2 separate regions of the Homo sapiens genome follow, and region 1 is linked to region 2. The links are chromatin contacts, found by Hi-C or POLR2A ChIA-PET in ENCODE. All regions are on one chromosome and are shown on one strand. The core of a region is the stretch at or near the end of the contact, and the rest is flanking DNA. Distances in the headings are between cores, read along the strand shown. Region 1 overlaps SORT1 (sortilin 1). Region 2 overlaps CELSR2 (cadherin EGF LAG seven-pass G-type receptor 2).

Evidence for each region. A loop is a pair of places that touch in the nucleus more often than their neighbours do. ChIA-PET counts read pairs that join two places held with the same protein, here RNA polymerase II (POLR2A). Pooled maps may share reads with other maps.
Region 1: a loop to region 2 is called in a map of posterior vena cava, with 23 times the contacts of the local background. The contact joins two enhancer-like sites. A Hi-C loop is called at or near these places in 5 of 168 maps with a recorded cell type or tissue (CD14-positive monocyte, HepG2, dorsolateral prefrontal cortex and 2 more) and 1 of 50 pooled maps. POLR2A ChIA-PET finds 5 or more read pairs at or near these places in 8 of 52 experiments (H1, HepG2, K562 and 4 more).

What each region holds. Positions count from the first base shown.
Region 1 is chr1:109,311,544-109,315,209 of GRCh38, reverse strand. SORT1 (sortilin 1) reads left to right here. Exons shown (of 20, transcript NM_002959.7): 18 at 432-538; 19 at 826-949; 20 at 1,153-3,666. The coding sequence ends at 1,167. Among named protein-coding and RNA genes, the nearest start is that of MYBPHL, 6.4 kb to the right of the region's middle. Within about 2 kb of position 2,092, at least 2 of the 41 ENCODE cell types and tissues checked have a DNase peak (open chromatin) inside an H3K27ac peak, as active enhancers do; they include dorsolateral prefrontal cortex, where a contact is called at or near this core.
Region 2 is chr1:109,262,259-109,265,643 of GRCh38, reverse strand. It overlaps CELSR2 (cadherin EGF LAG seven-pass G-type receptor 2), which reads right to left. Exons shown (of 34, transcript NM_001408.3): 6 at 3,200-3,357; 7 at 2,675-2,838; 8 at 2,377-2,502; 9 at 1,867-2,033; 10 at 1,279-1,566; 11 at 1,016-1,190; 12 at 635-776; 13 at 333-453. Among named protein-coding and RNA genes, the nearest start is that of CELSR2, 14 kb to the right of the region's middle. RefSeq lists silencers at 314-500, 1,879-1,928 and an enhancer at 919-1,901. Within about 2 kb of position 2,113, at least 4 of the 41 ENCODE cell types and tissues checked have a DNase peak (open chromatin) inside an H3K27ac peak, as active enhancers do; they include dorsolateral prefrontal cortex, where a contact is called at or near this core.

The sequences.
Region 1 (3,666 bases), core at 843-3,342, 50 kb before region 2:
ATGGCCTGCCTGGTTCTTCTGACACAGCTTCTTCCCAGATAATGGCCCTGTTCTAGAGTCATTCAGCCTACTGTTACAGTAGTCTCCCTTTCCTACTCCACCCTTAAGCCCCAAGACTTGTGAACAGTGGTAGTGTGAAGCAATCATACTTGATCTAGGCAGTTGCCCAGGCTTCCAGTGTAACTTTGACATTTAAACCACAGAATTTGAAGGTTCAAGGCAGTTGGAGCTAAGATGACTCTCTGCCAGCTATAATATTCTCCTGGTAACACTGAGATGGTTCATCTTGGGGGGTTGGAAAAGAGCCATCATTAAGCGCATCAGGACTGCAGATCATTCACAAAGAGATGAGGGGAATGAGTGGCTGCCTTGACCTCAGTCCTAGGATATGCATGCCTAAAACTTTTGTGTTTGTGTTTTAATTTCTCAAGAATTCCAAGTCAAATTCTGTTCCAATTATCCTGGCCATCGTGGGATTGATGCTGGTCACAGTCGTAGCAGGAGTGCTCATTGTGAAGAAATATGTCTGTGGGGGAAGGTAAGGAACACAGAAGTCAATCCAAGGTACTGAGTTCAAGCCAGAAGGCTGATCTAGGGCATATGGCTGAGTCTACTCTTGGCAAAAACTAGGTACTTGCAGTACTGTTCCTGAAAAATCAGGCCCAAATCTTCTCATGTCGTACATTTTTCATATGTCAACCATGGACTGTGCTTTCTGTGTCTGTGATGCGTTCCTGAGTGTATAAAACTGAGAAAGTCCACAGTCCTGTAAGAAGTGCACCCCTGCTGTGTACCACCGAGTGTTAAGGAGGTTTCTGTTCACAGGTTCCTGGTGCATCGATACTCTGTGCTGCAGCAGCATGCAGAGGCCAATGGTGTGGATGGTGTGGATGCTTTGGACACAGCCTCCCACACTAATAAAAGTGGTTATCATGATGACTCAGATGAGGTGAGGCTATTTCTTCTTGAATGGTAGTACCCCCCCCCCCAAAAAATACAAGAAAATAAAGTCTGTCTTCTATTCATGATCAAGATATGCCAGGGCCAAGGCGACTTAATGACCATAAGATTTGGCAAGCCCAGAAACTAGGTGATTGCTTTTGAAATAGGAGTGTTGTGGTCTGTCGGTAATATGGTGCATGTCTTTTTCAGGACCTCTTGGAATAGCTCTTCAGAGGAGCTGGACCCAGCATGGATGGTGGAACCACAGTACCTCTTACACTCCCTGTGGCTCCAACTTCAGGAAATAAATTTCCCATTGCGAGGGACCCAGCTCTGTTTCTGCTGCTTCCATCAAAGCCAAAAGGACCTACACTAAAGAAATGCAGGGTGGGGGTGGGGAACCCTGAGCACTTTTTTACAATTGGCTCTGAGAAAAAGGGAGACATTTTAAATTCTTTAACTTCTTATTTCTCGTCCTGTCTCTTTGCAAAGTATGGGCTTTTTTGTTTTTGTTTTTTAAGGGAAACGAAATGGAATTCGAAGGGACCTTTTCACTAACCCCACTTCTGTGTGTTCTGCATGGCGCCTGCCCCAGGGCATCTGCCAACTCCAGTATCAGCTCTCACAGTGTACTTGGTACCATCCCTGGGCTCTGCTGGCGAGACGAAACAGCTGTAGAGATGAAAACAGGCTGCAGAGGCTGGCACAGCCTGGCCGGCTTTTCTCCATCTGGGGACAGTCCTACTCCAAGAACACTGCACACCAGCTCCTCACACAGATCCCACTTACTCTTTTTTTTTTTTTCAGAGACCACAGACCACAGTGATTTTTCTTTTCCCTTGTTTAATTAGGCAATACCCTTGTTAATTGCCCTTTGGCAACTAACTTAACCATGTGCTTCCCACACAGTACATCAGGAAAACTTACAGGGCAATATTTTTAACTTGGGGCAGGAAGAAGGGAGCAGCAGAGAATTGACTAGATATAGCACCTATTAAAAGAGAACTCTTGCTTCTTCTGAGATTTTTCAAGCTGTGCTTTGTGTGTGTGCCAGTAGACTTACGCAAGGACAGGGTACAAACTTAGCTGGAAGTCTGCCCAGGCTGAATGATCTCTTCCCTAGAGTTGATTGTCGGGTACACAGTGTGAACCCCCGAAGACGGAACCTCACAGTCTTCCATGTTCCCTTCTTAACTGTCGTGTGGCTCGTTGCTAAATCATGACAATGGCTGCCTATCTGCTGCTTCTTAGGTTGCTGTTGTACATGGAACCAGGACTAGAGATTTTTTCAGATTTATAGACTTAAAAAATTAGAATTTTATTACCAGGCTTTCCTTCTCACCCCTTTTTTCTGACTTTGCCAAGTAATTTGTTGACACGAAAATTTTGGAGGAACCAATTGAAAACACACTTCCAGTCTAGATGATGCTTTGTGTGATACATTAAGTTCTTATTTTGGATTAAAAGAAGTTTTCCATTTGATACCTCTCTAAATTAAATAAATTATAGAATGTAGTTGGGTGGATTTTGGGGTGGCCATATAGTAATGGAAAGCTGCAATAATTAGTTTTAATACAGCTTGAATATTTGCTATATAGAAATATAGTATGGAAAGTTTTTGGTCTTAATGTAGCTACTGTGCGGGTCACAGTTTCTCCCAATGATTATGACTGGGACATTCTTTGGTAGATACCATTTGCTACTAGTTTATTTTGTGGCTAGAAAGTCAGTTTTGTGTGTTTTTTTTTTTTTTTATTTGAAGTGCCAAATTAACTTTAGTCAGAATGTGAGCAGATGGCTAAGTTCTCTCCTCCCCAGAATGGATTAACAGCTGCGTGGAAAGTGGGGGAGAGAGTGGATGGAGACTTTTAGAGATGTTAAAACTGCAGTAGAATGAAATGAGTCAGGGAGCTTCAGTTAGAAAATAAAGTTGAGGCAGTTTTTGTGAAGATAATATGGTTAGGGCTGGAGTGCACTAGTCTTTTTGCTTATTCATTTTGCATGGTTTTAAAATTAAAAATAATTCCGAAGATACACCAGCTCACAAATGAAAACGTCAGCCTCTGCCCCACCCTCCCTCCTGCCCAAAGTGAATTTGGTACTCAGAAAAGAACTGTTTATACCACTCACCTTTCTCCCAGCATGTACTCACTGTGGGCAGATGCACCAATACATGGTAATCCTCTTACTCATTTTAAGACGTAGGAAACTCAATATTCTTCTCTAACCATATACGATAGGGCTCTTCGCTTTTAATGATATCTGGGATTTCTGTGGAACTTGGCAAATTTTCAGAGCACCTTCACTCACATAATGTCATTTGAACCTCACAATGTTCTTGGGATGGAGTCAGTTGTTCAGGGTCCCCGTGTGTGTGATAAGCAGTGCTGGCTGGCTGTCTTCAGAACTCTTGGAAATCTTTACACATGCGAGTGCTAACCACTTTGAGCAAGGCTGCCTTCTTGTAGATGACTTGCTGTTCTTTATGACAGGGATCAGTGGCATTTGTTTCCTAGCAGTATTTAGCACCTTTTTGCCACCTTGGTGAACAGAAAATTGTATTTTCCTGTCTTTCATGGCTGAAAACAAAAGTAATGGGAATTTTAAATACGTTTGCAGAAACTGCCCCTCCCCTCATTGAGGGTCACTGCTCAAGAGTGCAGGAGTGGACTCTCCACTGATGGGTCTCCCTCCCCATCCTGGTTTCCACCCCGGGCTGGCTAG
Region 2 (3,385 bases), core at 864-3,363:
TCCCGACCTCAGGTCCCCTCAGGAGCAGTATTCAAAATAATTAACACTAGCAATGCTTTGGAGTTGAGCCCATCAGCGAGATGTCACAGAATCAGAACAGGCTGCAAACCACCACCACACCAGGCCAGAGCTCATGGGTTACACATTGGCCCAGGGTCCCCCTGCGCCTCAGACACACGAAGGTAAGCAGCCAACTGCCCTGCCTGTGAGAGCAAAGGCACAAGGCCCTCAGCTCTACAGGAAGACCCATCCCTACAGCCTGCCCTCTAGGGCCCAGGAGATGTGGACAGAGGCCCAAGTGGCCACAGTGGAGGCTTGCTTGGGGCTGTCACCTTGCAGTGGCACTCGCCGCTTGTCTTGTTGCAGTCTGGGTCAAAGCCTTTGCTGACATCACAGTTGCATGGGCCACATGTGGGATGTCCCCACCAGCCACGGGGACAAGGCTGGTCAATCCTGCAGAGAGGGACCCAGGTAGGCATGAGCTCCCCCTGCCACTCCCACCTAACCTAGGTGAGCCCTATGTGGCCCTTCTGACCCTGGCTGTGGATCAGCCAGGCTTTCGGGGCTCTGAGGGACACACCAGAGAGAAGCAGCAGCCACTGGGACCTGCTGCCACATGCCCTGGTCTGCTTACCTGGTCTCACAGTATGGCCCAAGGTAATTTGGGGGACACTCGCAGGTATAGCCATGGGGGGCACTGGGCTTGCGGGTACACACAGACTGGTGCTCACACGGGTTCAGGTCACACACATTAGTACAGTTGTCACCATAGTAACCTGGGACCAGAAGGACCAGAGAGGCTCATTCCCCCACCCTCCCCTGGCACCATCTTCCATCAAACCCTTCATCTGTTTCTTTCCACATAGCATCCTATCAGCTGGCTATGGCTTTGTTGTGTAGGCAACTAAGACTCAGAGAGGTGGTGTGATGCCCCATGCCCCAGGTCACACAGCAGAGCCAGCATGTGGCCCCAGGCACCTGATAACCTGCCCGTTGCCCTGGATCCTTAGCATACCTGGATCACAGCTGCAGGAATAGCTGTCCCAGTCGTTGCTGCAATAGCTGTTAGCAGGACACGGGTTTGAGTCACAAGGGTCAGGCAGGCTACAGCCTTGCTCCACGTTGATGCTCTCCCCATGGCTGGGATCCAGGCTGTTAACCCCCTCCGGCGTATCGCTCACCCGCACACCCTGGGAGGGACAGGAGCAGTGTTGCCCTCAGTGGAGCGGGGCTGCAGGTGGTGGGGGAGGGGATGGGAGGGCAGGGCAGGACACTCACCTGCAAACAGCCCCGAAAGCCACGGGCCACACCGCCGGCTGGCCCAGGTATTCCGCCCACTGTTATGTTGCTCAGGTGCAGACCATGCAGCCGGGGGCCCAGGTTGCCCTCTGCTCTCTGCTGCCCATAATCGAAGGACAGAATGGCATGGCCGGGCCCCCCGCTGGCTCCCAGTGCCAGCTGTGCATGGTGCCAGTCACCGTCATTGGCCCGGCCTGGCTCCAGACGGAGAGAGGAGGCCTGAAGCCCTGTGCCCTCCACGCTCAGCATCACGTGGCCCTCTCGTAGCTGACACCAGGAGGAAAGAAAACAGGGTCAGCAGACGGCCTTAATCACTGTTCTCCAGCTCACAGTTCCCCTTTCTGGACCATCAAACCCATCCCGCTGCCCAGCTGAGGCCATAGAGAGGAAAGCGTATTTATTTCCCTCAGGCCCAACAGGTGGCAGCATTGACCTTCCCAACGGATCCAGCGGCCTCTATATGTCCCCACCCCTGCCCAGGACCTGCCCAGCCACTTCTGTCCAGCCGCCTAGAGGCTACCAGGGCCCTATGGCCAGGCCAGGGCCAGCCGCCCTTCCATGCATCACCTGTAGGGTGATGGTGCTGCGCCCCCTGGTGATGGCCTGCAGCAGGACACCGTCGGCCTGGCGCGTGCGGAACATGAGGCTGAGGTACCAGGGTTGGGAGATGGGCAGCGAGAGGCCATGCCAGGCCACCAGGCTGCTGCCCAGGAAGTGCTGTGGATTGGCCATTTCTGGGGAGGCAGGAAAAGGCAGACTGTGACGGGTGGAGCCTCAGAGGGCCCTGGGGCTGTGATGCTCAGCGGTGGCGGCTGCACGGGAGGCAGAGCCCACTCCCCTCATCAGCCCCGCCCTCCAAAGTGCGTACCTGCCCTGGGACCGCCCCACGCTGTGCCCAGGCCTGCCTCTGACTGGCCCCTTTGTCTCCTGTGTTGCCCTTTCAGGGCTCTGCCCAGACACGCTTTTCCACCCACAGCCCCGCTCAGCAGAGCCCTGCCCAGTGCCTGCCCCAACCCTGCCAGTTCCCAGACTGTTGATGGCACCCAGGCTGTGGCCTCTAACAGCCGCCCCTCCTACCCTGGGCGCAGCTCTTGCCCCCAAAGCCCAGGGGGCACTCGCAGCTGAACGCGTCCCACTGGTTCACGCAAGTGCCCCCATTGTGGCAAGTGTTGCTGTCACACACGTTCTTCTTGGCAGGGCAGCCTGGAATGGAGAGAAGGCAGCTCAGTGGACCTGAGCTGGGGCTCTAAAGAGAAAGCCTGTGGCAGCAGTTAGAGAGGCCTCTGAGACCCTCCATTCTGGCATCCTCACACCAGGCACAGCCCCTCCTCTCAGCACTGGGATCCCAGCCTGGCTCCACCCCGGGCCCCCATACCAGGCACGGTGCCATTGTTGGCAATGAAGTCAGCCATGTCTATGTGCCGGCTGTCCACCTGCAGGTTCCGCATGCAGCCCACGAACTGCCGCATTCGGACTGGGAAGCTCTCGGGCAGGTCAGGCACCCCGCCTAGTAGCAGGGGCCCCGTCAGATCCAGAGACCTGGGGGAGCAAAGATGGTGGCGGCACAAGGGAGGGCTGGGAGCTTCTGGTCCTCCGCTCGCTCTGCCGCCAGGCCAGAGACACGAACGGCGTAGGCAGGTGTCCAAGAGGCCCTGCAGAGCAGTGCTCAGGAAGGGCGTCACCCCTACCTGGAACTGTTCTTGTCGAACACTCAGCCCCCTCCCCAGACTGCCCCACAGGGCCTTGCTCTGATTCCCCAGTCTTGACCCCATCCCCAGGGCTGAGCAGGGGCTAAGAGAGGCAAAGGGAGAGAGACCCCAAAAGCCCACCCTCTCCACCTTCCCTCCCTGCCTGGCCCTGCCCTCACTTCACCCCATCCCTGGCCCTTTCCCCTGCTCACTTCTTGCTGCCACCCTGGGTGCCCTGGGCAGCACAGGAGTAGTTGCCCAGGACAGATCCGAAGCGCAAGGCCACTCCTGTGTCACAGCCATCCACGGTCACCACAGCCACCTTCTGCTCTGATGGGCCCTGTGGGAGCCCTGTCTGACCCAACAGTGGCTGTGGACAGGAAAGAGCAGAGAAGGGG